2 separate regions of the Homo sapiens genome follow, and region 2 is linked to region 1. Evidence: chromatin loops called from intact Hi-C (ENCODE). Cell type or tissue: prostate gland. All regions are shown on one strand. Region 1 holds the start of GAS2L1 (growth arrest specific 2 like 1). Region 2 overlaps AP1B1 (adaptor related protein complex 1 subunit beta 1).

Evidence for each region. Hi-C counts contacts between places; a loop is a spot of excess contacts. Peaks named below come from ENCODE experiments on the same cell type or tissue, not always from the same donor. Only the 100,000 strongest peaks of a DNase experiment are listed, where the experiment ranks them.
Region 2: a loop joins it to region 1, with 5 times the contacts of the local background. A loop is called at or near these places in 51 of 110 quality-filtered maps.

What each region holds. Positions count from the first base shown.
Region 1 is chr22:29,302,941-29,310,940 of GRCh38, forward strand. It overlaps GAS2L1 (growth arrest specific 2 like 1), which reads left to right and starts at 3,710. Exons shown (of 6, transcript NM_001362985.3): 1 at 3,710-4,213; 2 at 5,147-5,798; 3 at 7,499-7,606; 4 at 7,698-7,794; 5 at 7,887-8,000. The coding sequence starts at 5,166. RefSeq lists enhancers at 9-509, 2,717-3,462, 3,067-3,116, 3,463-4,206 and silencers at 3,877-4,146, 4,167-4,216, 4,307-4,446. In prostate gland, CTCF peaks have their summits at 3,383 (motif pointing right) and 4,073 (motif pointing left); DNase peaks (open chromatin) are centred at 3,391, 3,712, 4,061, 7,773 and 1 weaker place; H3K4me3 peaks cover 2,726 bases; H3K27ac peaks cover 4,666 bases.
Region 2 is chr22:29,355,888-29,363,887 of GRCh38, forward strand. It overlaps AP1B1 (adaptor related protein complex 1 subunit beta 1), which reads right to left. Exons shown (of 23, transcript NM_001127.4): 3 at 7,114-7,219; 4 at 3,937-4,072; 5 at 2,839-3,084; 6 at 539-729. Among named protein-coding and RNA genes, the nearest start is that of SNORD125, 27 kb to the left of the region's middle. In prostate gland, a CTCF peak has its summit at 3,792 (motif pointing left); DNase peaks (open chromatin) are centred at 3,794 and 5,829; H3K27ac peaks cover 5,440 bases.

The sequences.
Region 1 (8,000 bases):
GGGCGCAGGGCCGGCAGTGAGGACAGTGTGATGCAGGCAGGTTGGAAAGAGCCCACTTGGGTTTTCCAGTTTTGCGTCTCTCTTGTGAAGGGCACTGGAGGCAGCTCAGGGTCACCTGTCCCACAGCCAGAGCAGGAGCTGACCAGCAGGTGTCCTTGGAGCTGAGCCCACACCTGGACACAGCAGCCGGAAGCCTCCTGCGAGTCCCTCACTTAGCCTGGGCTGTGCTCAGAGCCTCAGTCCAGACTGGAGAATTTGGAGTTCTAATCCAACCAGTGCCAGAGCTTCCTGGAGCTGCCCGGTAGCAGGGATGTAGGCCACAATGAGAGTTTTGCCACAGCCATCATCTGACCTCTAGCTGCAACCAAGGCCAAGCAGGCTGCTGGCTGGCACCCAGCAGTGGGCGCAAGAAACTGGCTATGTGCCCTCTGGCCAAAGGCCAGAAGGAGCCCACATGGGAGCCACAGCATTCTGTGCATAGAGGTGGGTGGCCTCAAGGGTCCGTGCAGATGGGCTCAGGGTCTCTATAGCCCAAACCTCCTGTCCCTCCAGCAGTTTCTGTGGTTTCTCTTGGTCCTGCAAGGAACAAGGGAGACCATGTAGAGGCTGAGGCTTTCCCAGAGGTGGCCCCACAGGCCCTGGGCCACCACACGACAGAGGGGGTCAAAGCTACGGTCTACCATGCCCTGGGCCAGGGGTCTGACCCCCCAGTGAGGTCTGCATCATAGCAGCTACATGTCCTAGAATCAGGTGGGAGGCTGTGGTCTAGAACAGGCCTCTTATCACAAGCCACAGCTCATGGGAGAGAAGGAGGAAGGAATCTCGTGTGTGTGTGTGTGTGTGTGTGTGTGTGTGTGTGTGTGTGTGTGTGACGGAGTCTCGCTCTGTCGCCCAGACTGGAGTGCAGTGGCGCAATCTCTGATCTCTGCTCACTGCAAGCTCCGCCTCTCGGGCTCACGCCATTCTCCTGCCTCAGCCTCCAGAGTAGCTGGGACTACAGGCACCCGCCACCACACCCAGAGAATTTTTTGTATTTTTAGTGGAGACGGGGTTTCACCGTGTTAACCAGGATGGTCTCGATCTCCCGACCTCATGATCCACCCGCCTCGGCCTCCCAAAGTGCCGGGATTACAGGCGTGAGCTACTGCGCCCAGCAGAAGGAATTTCTTTATAATCCCTCCTCCCCAGAGAAGTGGATATGCTGAGCCAGGCCACACTGAGCTGGGTAGTGGCATTATTTTTCACAACCCCATGATGTAACTACTACTACTGTCCCATTCTGCAGATGGTGCCACTGAGGCTCAGGGAGCTTCACCATCCCACCCAATGACCAATGACAGAGCCTGGGTTCCGTCCAACTTCACCCATGTCCAAAACCCCAAAATGCAGCAAGGTAGGTATAAGCAGGAGTCAAATTCCTGCACAGCTGCTGGCTACACATATCCCATGCCTTCTCTGGGCCTCAGTTTCCCCAAATTGTAAAATGAGAACACCTAAGAGTATCATAGCTCATCGGGGTATTTTGAAGATGAAACTGTTAAATGTCCACACCCTGATTCACCCCCACCCCAAACCTGCAACCCTCCTCCACCTCCAGCAGCCCTTCCCTCCCCAGGTGTTAGCACCTCCGCCCTCCCAGTGCTCAGCCCTGGGAGTTGTCCTGGATTCCGTCCTCACACTCAACCAATCCACCAGCACATCAGCTCTCCCCTCACAATATGGCCAGAATCCAGCGCCCTCTCACCACCTGGTTTCCTCTGAGGCTCCAGCTCCTGCCCTGGCCCACCACAGCAGCCCCAGGGAATGTTTTTTTTTTTTTGAGACGGAGTCTCGCTCTGTCGCCCAGGCTGGAGTGCAGTGGCACGATCTGGGCTCACTGCAAGCTCCGCCTCCCAGGTTCACACCATTCTCCTTCTCCTGCCTCAGCCTGCCAAGTAGCTGGGACTACAGGTGCCCGCCACCACGCCTGGCTAATTTTTTTGTATTTTTTTAGTAGAGACAGGGTTTCACCATGTTAGCCAGGATGGTCTCGATTTCCCGATCTCGTGATCCGCACGCCTCGGCCTCTCAAAGTGCTGGGATTACAGGCGTGAGCCGCCGCGCCCGGCCGGGAATGTTAAGACCTAAGCCAACCACCCCTGCTCTAAATCACTGCATGGCTCCCATGTCCCTCAAAAGAGACACGGCCCCCAAGGCCCTGCTTAACCGGCCCTGGGGTCTCTCTAATCTCTCTACCTCCTCCCTCACCCACCTCCCTGCACTCCAGCCTCAGCCACCTCCCCAGTCTTCTTGAGCACGCCGGACACATGCCCACCATGGGGCCTTTGCACTGGCCGTTCCCTCTCCCTCTCCAGATATCCCCGACCTTCCTCCCTCACTTCCTTTCCTGATGAGGGATTTTAAATTGCAGCCCCCTCACACCCACACCCTCACCCGGCTCCATCCCTGTCTTCTCTGCACCTCATCCCTGTCTCTGCCCTGGGGCTGCCTCCCTGCCAGACTTGGACAACAGGCCCTGAGAGCTGGCTCTGCTTGGTTCCCTGCTGTTTTGCTGTTGATTTCCAGTGCCCAAAGAGACCCAGCACACAGTAGGTGCCACGCAGGTGTCAGCCTTGAGGATTGCTAGTTACTGCCTTCCTCACTGGAGGAAGTGCCATGGGGGGCGCTGAGGTGAGAAAACGCCTTTGAAAAGGTCACACAGGCCAGGCAAGTGGCTCACACCTGTAATCCCAGCCCTTTGGGAGGTGGAGGCGGGCAGATCACCTTAGGTCAGGAGTTCGAGACCAACCTGGCCAACATGGTGAACTTGTCTCTACTAAAAATACAAAAAGCCGGGCGTGGTGGCAGGTATCAGTAATCCCAGCTACTCGGGAGGCTGAGGCAGGAGAATCGCTTGAACCCCGGAGGTAGAGGTTGCAATGAGCCCAGATCCAGCCACTGTACTCCAGCCTGAGCGACAGAGCGAGACAAAAAAAAAAAAAAAAAAAAAAAGGAAGAAAATAAAAAAGAAAAGGTCACAAGGACTCTCTGGGATGCCTGTGAATGCCTGGCACCAAGAGGCCTGGCTCACAGGTGCTCAACCAATGCTGCTGATCCGTGGATGAGGGCGTCCCCATAATCGTCATGTTCAAATCCTGGCTCCACCAGCTGCTCTCCTGACTGTGCCCCAGTTGGGCATGAGTGTCCTTCACAGAGGTGACACACCAGTTCATTCAGGTCAAGGGCGCAGAGCAGTCCTGGCAGCACACAGTAGGAGATTTATTGGAGCTCTGAGCCTGGCTGTGGTTGGCGGCTTCCCTGCAGGCCTGCCCCACCCGTGTAGCATGGCTGCCGCCCAGACCCGCCCGACGTCCCGCCCAGCCCAGCCGGCAGCAGCAGGGGGCAGGATTTCCCGCTGATCCCGGCGGTCCGTCCTCTGCAGTTTAAAAAGAGCCCAGCGGGGCTTAACCCTCCCGCGTCCGGCCGGCCTCCGATGCCCCCCGTCCCCTGTTCTGTGCGGAACTCCGGCTTTGGCCATCTGCCTACTTCTCTGAGCTTCAGTATCCTCATCTGTAAAACCGGTTCCCCTCATTTCAGGGTCAAAAATGAGCATTCAGTGAGCACAAGGAGCCCTCAGTCGCCAGGGGCATCCTCCCCCTCCCCGCGGCGGTGCCGTTTATCTGGCCAGGGGAGGTCCACCCGGGAGGAGGTGACTTTGCAGCCTCCAGCCGCTATCGCTTCCTGCCTTCATCTTGGGAACAGGCCGTGCTGTGCGCCAGCCCGGGGAGCCCACCGTCTGGGGAGGGGGGCGATTAAAAGGTCCCAACCTCCTCCCCAGGAGACCAAAGAGGTTGGACGGGGCCCCGGGTACTAGGCTGGGTGGGGGTTGGGCGCCTGGGCCGGTCGCAGTTGTCTGGGGGCCCTGGGGCTCTCTGCGTCGAGAGCGCTCGAAGACCCGGGATTCCTGGCCCGATCGCGGGCGGGGGGAGACCCCAGCTCCACCCCAGCTCCCGCCGGCTCGGGGAAGGGGCGGCCCCTTTAAGAGCGCGCGGCCCCGCCCGCCCCCTCCGGGCAGGATCCGAATTCCAGGGAGGCGGGGCGGAGACGGCGGCGAGGAGGAGGCCGCGGCGCGGGACGCATAGAGCTGCGGCTCGGGCGGCGCCTCCCTGCGGCGGCCCGGCCCGGCTCCGGCCCCCGCTGGGGCAATGCTCCCCGGGGCCGCGGGATGAGCCAGGTGAGCGCGGAGACCCCCAGCACTCCCTGCCTGGTGCGCATGGACGGGGGTGGGGAGGCGGGGCGGGAAGCGGCGTCCTCGGCCTCTGTTCCCCGGGGCTGTGTGACCTTGGGCGGCCCCGCACCCTCTCTGGGCCCAGAGCCCCAGCACCGGCAGGGCCTGCGGAGGCCGCTCTGAGTCCTGGCCCCGCAGGCACCGGCCTGGAGCGCTGGGGAGGCTTCTTGGAGGAGGCGGGGCCTGGCCCTGGCCCCGGATCGCCGAGACCGGCCACGCTGCGCCGCCTGGACGCCGGGCTCCTCCACCCACAGCTCTGCGACCTTCACGAGCTCGACCCTTTCTGCGCCTCAGTTTCCTCATCTATAAAATGGAGATAATGCCTCCGCGCGCTGAGCCCGAGCGCGGTCGTGCTGTTACACTATTGCTGCTGCTATGTCGTTAATGACGGCACAGCCCTTATGGAAGGGGGGCCAAGGAAGGCACGGGGACCTTCCCGCAGGACATGGGGTGGGCACCAGCCCTAAGCCATGCACATAACCCACTCTGAGGTCAGGACCTGGGTTCCTTTCGTGTCCACTGGGGGCCTTAGCCGTTGTCTTCACTTCTCTAGGTCCCAGCCCTTCACAATGGGCGCGCCTCCCTGCCTGAGAGGGAGGCCCCAGCCAAGCCCCAGTTTCCACCGCAAAAAGCCACACAGCAAACACTTAATGGACCCTAAATTTATAAAAATTATCCCATAGAGTCCTATGAGGCAGGGAATGTTACTGTACCCATTTCGCAGATGAGGAAACTTGGGGCACCGACATTTCCCAGAGCCAACATGTAAACCAGGCATTTGGCCTGAGTGACAGACTGGTGCAGGTGGCCAGCAGCTTAATTTGTACTGAGCGCTTACTGGGTCCCCACAGCGATCCTGAACTGTGTTCCTGCCCACAGTGACTCGGCCGGTCCGGGCATGGCAGACCCAGTGGCGGGCATCGCGGGCTCGGCGGCCAAGAGCGTGCGGCCATTTCGCTCCAGTGAGGCCTACGTGGAGGCCATGAAGGAGGACCTGGCCGAGTGGCTCAATGCCTTGTACGGCCTGGGTCTCCCGGGTGGTGGCGATGGCTTCCTGACAGGGCTGGCCACGGGCACGACCCTGTGCCAACATGCCAACGCCGTGACCGAGGCTGCCCGTGCATTGGCAGCCGCCCGCCCGGCCCGAGGTGTGGCCTTCCAGGCGCACAGTGTAGTGCCTGGCTCCTTCATGGCGCGCGACAACGTGGCCACCTTCATCGGCTGGTGCCGCGTGGAGCTGGGTGTGCCGGAGGTGCTCATGTTTGAGACTGAGGACCTGGTGCTGCGCAAGAACGAGAAGAGCGTGGTGCTGTGCCTGCTGGAGGTGGCGCGGCGTGGGGCACGCCTGGGCCTGCTGGCCCCACGCCTCGTGCAGTTTGAGCAGGAGATTGAGCGGGAGCTGCGTGCTGCACCCCCAGCCCCCAACGCCCCTGCCGCTGGGGAGGACACCACTGAAACCGCCCCCGCACCAGGGACTCCTGCCCGCGGCCCCCGCATGACACCCAGCGACCTGCGCAACCTCGACGAGCTGGTGAGTCCCCCAGCACCAGGTGCCAGGGACCCGACAGCACAGCCAGTGCCTGCAATCTGTCCCTGAACCTCCCAGGGTCCACCCTGCTATCTGCAGAACAGTCTGCCCCACAAAAAGAGTGCACATGTTGAGCACCAAACCGAGGAATGTATACCTGACCCCAAGGAAATGGGTAGCCCACAGAGAGGGAGGTGCCGGGGAGATGACGCAGCCCAGCCGGGCCTGGGACAGGATGCGGGCTCCTGGCACGATCTTCCCTCACTTTGTGTGCTAACTGTGCCTCAACTGAGCTTGTGCATTCCTTCTTCTGGGGGGCCGCATGATCGGGGCGCCTCCTCTGTGCCCTCCCTGCAGTCAGTCTTAGGCAGATGTACCCACAACCTCATGGAGGCTCGAGGTTGAGCGGGTGCTGTGATGCTCGGTTGAGACGAGGCATGGAAAAACCTGGGCAAGGTGCCTGGCACACAGTAGGTGCCCCAGGGGGCTCTGCAGGTCTCCCCACTCCCCAGGCACCCCTGGGAAGCCTAGCTGGGTTGCTGCTGTTGCTGGGAGCAGGGATCCTGTTTGGAATTACAGGATTCGTTCTACTCTAAGCATAGGCGTTGCTGGGCCCTGCCCCCAAGTCTCTCCTCTCCCAGGATCTGGGTGGCCCCTGCCACCCCTGAGGGCTGGACCAAGAGTTTCCTTCTTATCAGAAGGTCAGGACTACAATGTGCCTGCCTGGGAGGCAGATAGCGGATGGCAGTGGGCAGAGCCTGGGGCCCCACCCCCTGTCCTGGACCAGGGTCACTCAAGGCCCCACCTGCTTATTTCCTCTGGCGGCACCACTGCCGCTGTGGGCGGGGAGGCGGGCAGGGCTGCCCACATAGCCAGCTTGGCAGCGCTCTGGCTCTGGTGGGGGGCTGTATGTGGTGCGTGCTCACCCGGCCAGTGGTCTGTGTGTGCATGTGTCCGATGTGTCTGTGGTACGCCTCCACATCAGTGCCCACCCAGGGGCATGGGGCCCCCTGCACCTGTGTCCTGTAGCCTGCCTGGCCTTCCTGTGGGCCCCAGCCTTCTTGTCTGAGAAGTGGGTGAAGCGGGAGTGAGGACGGGCTCTGGGCCTTCCCCAGGTCTAGGGGCTGTGGGATGTTCGTCACCGGGTCTCAGACCATGGCCTGACCACAGTCCCATCATCTCATCCTGGGCAGCTCCCTGGACCCAGAGAGCCAAGAAAGGGGAGCCGGTGAAAGGTCATGTGTGGGCCGGGCGTGGTGGCTCGCACCTGTAATCCAGCAATTTGGGAGGCCGAGGCGGGTGGAACTCCTGAGCCTGACCAACATGGAGAAACCCCATCTCTACTAAAAATACAAAATTAGCCGGGAGTGGTGGTGCATGCCTGTAATCCCAGCCACTCAGGAGGCTGAGGCAGGAGAATTGCTTGAACCTGGAAGGCGGAGGTTGCGGTGAGACGAGATCGTGCTATTGCACTCCAGCCTGGGCAACAAGAGCAAAACTCCAACTCAAAAAAAAAAAAAAATAAAAAAAAATAAAAAAAATAAAAGAAAGGTCACGTGTGGAAGCTGTACCCCATCCGGGGCAACACTGCCTCCATCCACTTACCCGGAAAGCCTGACTTCCTCCTGACCCTGGAATGGCTGACATTAAGCCCCAGGAGGAGGACTTGACCTCTGACCCCTACCCTCTCTCTCTGGCCTCAGGTGAGGGAGATTCTGGGCCGCTGCACCTGCCCTGACCAGTTTCCCATGATCAAGGTCTCAGAGGGGAAGTACCGTGTGGGGGACTCGAGCCTGCTCATCTTTGTGCGGGTAAGGGCCTGGGGCCGCCCCAGCGGGCAGCAGCCAAGGTGGTGGGCTGCGGGGCGCCCGGGGCACAGCCGTGACCTGCCCACACCTGCAGGTGCTGAGGAGCCACGTGATGGTGCGAGTGGGTGGTGGCTGGGACACGCTGGAGCATTACCTGGACAAGCACGACCCGTGCCGCTGCTCCTCCACTGGTCAGTGCCAGGGTGGGGCTGGGGCTGGACGGGCAGGGGACTTGCTTCTGTGGCTCTGTCCCTCACATGCTGCCTGTCCTCTCTCCCCGCAGCTCATCGCCCACCCCAGCCGAGGGTCTGCACCTTTTCTCCACAGAGGGTGTCGCCCACCACCAGTCCCCGCCCTGCTAGCCCAGTCCCTGGGAGTGAGCGCCGGGGCTCCCGGC
Region 2 (8,000 bases), 53 kb after region 1:
ACTGGCATGTAGTACATACTGTATAGATGGCAACTCCTCACTTCCTCCGACTTGGAGGGTATCTTGTTGGTTAAGACCATGAGTCAGGTGAGCCCCAGCCAGGGGACCTGCACTATTCCCTCCACCTCTCTAAGCTGGAGCTCCCTCATCTGGAAAGTGGGGGATGATGATAAAAGTTGCATTAAAGACTCTAAAGTGTGGAAAGCACCCGGCAGAGCCCCAGACACCCAGTGAGAATTCAATGAGCAGTGGCTCTGGCGCTACCCACCTATTGAACTCAAAAGAGGTGCCCTGGGCTTCTGCCAGCTCCAAGGCCAGGCCATGCGTATGCCCATAGCTGCCCAAGGCAACTCTCCTGTCTACCTGGCTCTGGAGAGGTGGGAAGCAGGCAGGCCTCCCTTTAGGTGTGTCTGAGGGTGGGTTATGGGGCAAAGCACTAGAAAGGGGCCCACTAAGGCCCAAGGCCCAGTGCCTGGTTGGAGCCCCTGAGGACCAGGGTCCTCAAGCTGGGCTGGCAAGCAACGGGCAGCCCGCTCACCTCTGGGCCTCGCGGTCGTCCTTGGGCATATAGTTGGCGAGGCAGTCCAGGATGAAGATCTGGCCCCACTCGGTGCACTCATTGAGGGCTGTCAGCAGCTTGTTGATGGACTGTGGGTTCAGATCGAGCAGGTTGCTGCTGGGGTGAGACTCGGCAATTTCTGAGAGCGCTGCCACTGCATTGGCCACCACCTGGTTGAGAGGGTGGGAGGGGCAGAGGCTGGGGGTGCTGCTCACAGGCCAGGGGGCAGTGCATTAATGATGCTGGCTGGTCAGAGGTCAAATATCCTGAAAGGAATATGACCCAATGGGCAGGGTCTGGAGCTGCAACGAGACCCACTCCAAGCACTCACCCTGCTGACTCCTCTGCAAACTGGAACAAAACAAGTGTGCCTGCCATTTAGAAAAACAAGAAAGACCTAGCTCCAAGGGCTTAGCCACAGAAAGCATTCTCAGCTTCCTAACACAGCAGCGCCTGTCTACCAGCAACAGCACCTCACTTCAATGCTTGTCAGCTGTGCTTCTCAGAGCTAGGGGATTCCTGCAGAGCTCCTCGAGGCTACTGGGAGTGGATGGGGGCTTGCCAGGTGAAGCTCCAGGCCCTCAATCCATTTCCACTAGGAAGGTGTTTTTTTTTGTTTTTTGTTTTTTTTTTTTGAGATGGAGTTGTGCTCTGTCGCCCAGGTTGCAGTGCAGTGGTGTGATCTCAGCTCACTGCAACCTCCACCTCTTGGGTTCAAGTGATTCTCATGCCTCAGCCTCCCGAGTAGCTGGGACTGATTACAGGCATGCACCACCACACTCAGCTGATTTTTGTATTTTTAGTAGAGATGGGGTTTCGCCATGTTGGCCAGGCTAGTCTCAGACTCCTGACCTCAGGTGATCCTCCCACCTCAACCTCCCAAAGTGCTAGGATTATAGGCGTGAGCCACTGCACATAGCTTGTTTTTGTTGTTTTTGAGATTGAGTCTCACTGTGTTGCCCAGTCTGGAGTGTAGTGGTGCAATCTTGGCTTACTGCAACCTCTGCCTCCTGGGCTCAAGCAATCCTCCTGCCTCAGCCTCCCAGGTAGCTGAGATTACAGGCACGCACCACCATGCCCAGCTAATTTTTATATTTTTAGTAGAGACAGGGTTTCACTATGTTGGCCAGGCTGGTCTTGAATTCCTGACCTCAGGTGATCCACCCGCCTCAGCCTCCCAAATAGCTGGGATTACAGGCATGTAATCCTGTATGAGCCACTGCGCGCGGCCTCAGGCAGCTGTTTTTTTTTTTTTTTTTGAGACGGAGTCTAGCTCTGTCGCCAGGCTGGAGTACAGTGACGCAGTCTTAGCTCACTGCAACCTCCGACTTCCTGGGTACAAGTGATTCTCCTGCTTCAGCCTCCTGAGTAGCTGGGATTACAGGCACATGCCACCACACCCGGCTAATTTTTGTATTTTGAGTAGAGATGGGGTTTCACCATGTTGGCCAGGATGGTCTCAATCTCCTGACCTCGTAATCCACCCACCTCAGCCTCCCAAAGTGCTGGGATTACAGGCGTGAGCCACTGCACCCGGCCCAGGCAGCTGTTTTTAAGGGTGTTCTGCATTGTTTCCAACTTTTCTCTGTGAACCATCCAGTGCTCCAGTACCCATCCCTGTACTGGCCGCTCAGTACTGTGTATGGCAGTTGCTCAGTGTTTCTGCTCAGAGTGGGGAATGGCTGGGTTTGTGCATTCATTTTAAACAGGCCCTGCCAAACTGCCCTCCAAACTGCTGCCACCATTGTGGGTAAGGGGACTGTGGGGTTCCACATCCAGCTACATCCTGATGTCCTGTCTTCCAGGCTATGCTACTTCAAGGGTGACCCTCTACAACCCAACAAAGATGGGGGAAGGGAAAAGCACCACACATGCAGCATATTGGCTTGGTGAGAAGACAGCAACAATAACAGTGACTAGAAGGGGAAGGAGGGCACTAGTATTGATGGTGCACCGTTACCAGGCCATCCCAGGCACGTCACCTTCACAGCACTCCTGCCAGCCACGTAGAATGAGATCCATCTCACTGATGAAGAAAAGAGAGCCTAGGCAGCTTGCCCCAGGTTGCGCAGCTAGTCAGAGGGTGAGGAGAAGGGAATCTAGGTCTAGCTCCCTCCAGAGAGGGTGCCTGAACCACCAAAAGGCACAAGAACAACTGGCACCCCCAGCCAGGCTCCGACTTCTAGGTACTCAGGACTGCCTGGTGAAGAGTCAAGCCAATGTCTTCCCAAGCAACCCAGGAGGTGGTGGAGGTAGCACGGTGGGTGGCAGTGGCTTACCATGGGGTTAGAGTCGGAGATGAGGTCTTTAAGGGTGTCCAGGAAGCCCTGGTCCTCCACCAGCTGGGCGTTGATGTCGTGGAGCTTGGCCACGCACACAGCTGCTGTCTTGCGCACATATGGATCCTCGTCCTTCAGGCACTTCCGGAGTGGCTCGCACAGGTACTCTGTGATCTTGTCAACGCGGATGCAGCCCATGGTCCGCACTGCCAGGGCTCGGATGAGGGGGTTGGGGTCCTCACAGTCCTGGGGGGAACCAGCCATCGGCCAGGGCAGGGGTGGGATGAGCCATCTGTGGCTTCATATTCTCCCTGGCCTGCAGCTCTGAGCCCTGCTAGGCTGAGCGACATCAGATGGCTGCTGTGGATCTTCACCAACTACAGCCAACAACAGCAAAAGTAAATGCTATATAACCAGCACCCATGCCAGCTCTGCACACCATCTCCTCTGATCCTCACAGTAGAAATACAATACGGGTCCCATTTTATAGATGATGAAACTGAGGCTCTCAGAAAGGCTAGGAGCTCATCTGAAGCCACAGAGCAGAGCCGTGATTCAAACCCACATCCACCTAGCATCACAGCCCTCGGTCTTTCCACTGGGCCACAGAAGCCTCATTTCCCCATATCCGAGCACGGACAGGACTCAGGGGAGCTAAGGTTCTAAAGGTATACAAATTCAGAGGTACTGAACATTAGGAGAAAATAAAATTAAAATATAGGTGCACAGAGCTGACAATTTAATCTGAAGGACAGAAAATGGAGAAAGCAGCAGTCTGTAAGGGCAACAGAGAAGCTCTCGGGCACCTGCTGATTCCTGCCCTAGCAAAGCATGCAGGGCAGGGTCCAATCAGGGCAGTGAGGGGATCAACAGGCCTGGCAGGACCTCACACAGGATGAGTTACGCAGGGTCCTTAGCATCTGATTTTCTGGAGAGTGGGAGCCCTCTGCTGGAGGAAGAGGCCTGCAGGCTGGGCGGGCGCGGGCAGTCTGAAGGTCTGGACTCCATCCAGTGCCACAGGGCCCCGCCCCAAAGAGACTGAGGGGAGACAGAGCCTTAAGCACCCAATGTCCCCACGCCCACCAAGCGTCTGCTCACCTTCACAAAGGTGTTGACGGCCATAATGGCCATGTCAGGCTGACTCTTGGCGTAATTCATCAAGTAGAGGTATACTAGCTTCTTCAGCTCCAGGTTGTCCGTCTGCATGCAGTTGACCACATCGGGGAAGAGGGCACTGGAAGGTCAAAATGGTGTCAGCATGGGAAAGGCTGAACAAAGGAAGAGGAAGATTTTCAGGCTGCTAACTAGTGGGTGAGAGGACAGTGGGTAGGAGAGAAAGGAGAGACACACTGGACTTCCTGGTAAAAGGGAGGGTTTCAGGTCTGCTGTTAACAATCAACACCTATTGATAGAAAGGGAATCCCAAAGGGTAATTTTAAAAGCAGGAAAGTCCTTGATTCTTTTCATATAGTTCAAACATGAGTTCTGGAGCCCATCAAACCCACCACTGCCTCTTGCTAGCTATATGACATTGGAGAAATTCCTTTGTCACCTGCCCCCTCGCCCTGAGTCTCAATTTTCTAACTTCCAAGAAAGACGCAACAGAAACTCACTTCACAGGGCCTTTATGATAACTGAATGAGACAACATACTTAGGTATCTGGTCCTTGATATCTGGGAGATGCTGAGTAAATGAAAATGATCCTTTCTCCCTCTCTGATACTTAATGTGGCCCCTTACATTGGGCTGCTGGTTCTGGAGGGTCGCAGGGAAGCAGGATGGCTCATGCTGCTTTCTCCACAAGCTCTGGCACCCGGTAAGAACCAGCACAGCATGCATGGAGCACACACCATACACCAGGCTTGGTGCTAAGAGCTTTACATGCTTGATCTCATTTAACTGCCCTCAGAAGTCAGGGGATGATCCCCATTTCAGAGAACACTGAGGTTCATAAATGTCAAATAACCTGCCTGGAGGAATCAGGTCTGAGAACAAGGTCCGTGCTCATGACCACTGGGTGGAACCCTTCTCAACATGGTACCCGTGGTCCCAGAGTCACAGGCCTTCTTAAGATGTGAAATTTGGTTAGAGATCAATTTTCTATCTCTGAAATCATCATATCCCCTCTCAATTCTTATGTGTTTATAGGAAAGGACGTGTCAACATAGAGACTTAGGAGGTCAAAGTGAACTTCCTGATCCCCAACAGGCAGGAGTCCTGCCAAAGCCAAAATTTATGTGTCACCTTGGAAGATGATGCACCAGGAAGAATGGGGAGGAGGGAGGAGGAAAAACTGCTGATGAGGCCGACTCGCTCTTTGGGGCTTATCATATCAGCAAAGCCAGCTCTTTTGAGATGGAAGAACAAAGATGTTTCTCCTCTGTGAGGAGGTGACAGTGGTGTGCTGGGTGAAGGAGAGCAGCTTTGTCCTGGAAGGAATCTGACTTGGAAGGAGGCCCAGTTGTCCAGCAGGTACCTGTTTCCTTTCTGCTCTGGCTTCCAAAGGGCTCTCTGCAGAGCCCCTTCCCGGAGCTGCTGGCAGGAGGTCCTTTGCTTGGGGGGCGATCCATGGGGACGTCTGGAGCAGTGGGAGCCTATCTTGGGACCTGGATGGGAGCTGCTCCACCTCAGCACCCGGGTTATGAGGCACAGGGCTGGGCACCACGAGGGCATGGGTGAAAGTGGCCTGGATTTGGATTTCAGAAGAACTGGGCTTGAGTCCTAGTTCTGCCATAAACCATGTGACTCTTAGGCAGTCACTTTATGTTTTTATTTCTTTGGCAGTAAAACTGTCATTACCTACAATATGGGAATTGTAAGGAACTACTGAGAAAACAAATCTCAAAATGTTCTGTGCAGACTCTCAAATACTGTGCAAATATCAAGCTGTTTTAAAATCCAGTCTCTGCCTTTGAGATTTTACAATCTGGTGAGCAGGTAAACACAAGTACACATAACAAGAGAACAGTTTCCATTTAGTGCTGGGTGATGGGAACAGACAGCAAATGCTTTGAGTTTGAGGTAGTGGGCTGGGGTGATCAGGGAAGGAAACACAGGGAAGGCAGACCTTGAATGTTTTTTTTTTTTGAGATGGAGTCTTGCTCTGTTGCCCAGGCTGGAGTGCAGTGGCGTGATCTTGGCTCACTGCAGCCTCTGCCTCCCAGGTTCCAGCAATTCTCTGCCTCAGCCTCCCAAGTAGCTGGGATTACAGGTGCCCACCACCACGCTTGGCTAATTTTTGTATTTTTAGTAGAGACGGGGTTTCACCATGTTGGCCAGGCTGGTCTTGAACTCCTGACCTCGTGATCCACCCGCCTCGGCCTCCCAAAGTGCTAGGATTACAGGTGTGAGCCACCACATCCGGCCTCGAATGGGTTTTTAAAGATGGGAAGACAAGCTGGGTCACTGGGCGCTCCCACAGGGGAAGCATGAGCCAAGGTGCGGCAGCCGCTCTACACACAACCGGCTTTAGCCATCAGGTGCGACAGAGGCTGCACACCGGTGACAAATTAGAGAAATCCAATCTGCACGTGTGTTTTACTTGCACCACACAGTGTTTGTTTAATATCATCTGGCCACTTAAGACAGGGAGATTTAAAATGAAAAATCCAGATTTCCCATTCTTCTTTTTTTTTTTTTGAGACTGAGTCTCGCTCTGTCACCTGGGCTGGACTGCAGTGGCACAATCTCAGCTGAATGCACCCTGTGTCTCCCAGGTTCAAGCAATTCTCCTGCCTCAGCCTCCCGAGTAGCTGAGACTACAGGCATGCGCCACCATGCCCGGCTACTTTTTGTATTTTTAGTAGAGACAGGATATCACCATATTGGCCAGGCTGGTGTCGAACTCCTGACCTCGAGATCCGCCCGCCTGGGCCTCCCCAAGTGCTAGGATTACAGGCGTGAGCCACCGCGCCTGGCCCAGATTTCCCATTCTTTTAAAAACCAGAAGACCTGGCCACACTGGGTCCTCTTCCCCAGCCAGTACTGATCCTCTGGAGTTTCTGAGAGGGTTCATGCCACACCCACTCCATTGCCTGCTGCCTTTCCCACCTACTCCAGTTAACTCACTCCATAACCACCTGACCTGTCAGTGTCTGGGCTCATGATTCCTGTGTAAACAAAACCTTCTATTGGGAAGAAAGTTTTATGAAGGGAGCTGTATGAGGGGAGACATGGGTCCCTAGACACCCTAAAGGAGAGACTGAAGTGGACCCAAGCTATAAACCCTCCCCTGTCAGCCAGCTTCTAGCTGCCACCAGGCCTACTCCTGCACACCTGACATCTTTGCCCACGGTCATCGATGCAATCACTTTCTTCACTGCCTCCTTCTTCTTCTCCTTCTTGTCACTGTTGAGCTCTGCCTTCAGCTCGAAGATCTCCCCTAAGGAAAGGAGGCAAGCATGAGTGATCCCTCCCTACCCTGGCAGGGGACAATTCCCAGTATCTAACTTCCAAAAGAACCGGAGGGAGGCACGTAAGACATCCTATGCTGTTGGCTGAGGGAAGCTTCAGGCGCCTGGCCTCAGGTGGGCCAGGCAACAGTGAGGGATGACTGTTAGGACAGGAATTAACAAGATGGAAACTTGTAGGCCGGGTGCAGTCGCTCATACCTGTAATCCCAGCACTTTAAAATGCTGAGGATTGGCCAGCACAGTGGCTCATGCCTGTAATCCCAGCACTTTGGGAGTCCGAGGCAGGCGGATCACGAGGTCAGAAGATCAAGACCATCCTGGCCAACATAGTGAAACCTTGTCTCTATTAAAATACAAAAAATTAGCCGGGCATAGTGGCGCGTGCCTGTAATCCCAGCTACTCGGGAGGCTGAGGCAGGGGAATTGCTTGAATCCGGGAGGTGGAGGTTGCAGTGAGGCAAGATGGCGCCACTGCACTCCAGCCTGGCGACAGGGCCAAGACTCCATCTCAAAAAAAAAAAAAGAGGCTGAGGATTACTTGAGCTCAGGAGTTTGAGATCAGCCTGGGTAACATAGTGAGACCTCGTTTCTACAAAATAATTTTTTTTAATTAGCCGGGTGTGGTGGCATGTGCCTGCCGTGCCAGCTACTCTGGAGGCTGAGGCTGAAGAATCGTTTGAGCCCAGAGATCGAGGTTGCCGTGAGCCATGACACCACTACACTCCAGCCTGGGGGACACAAAGTGAGATC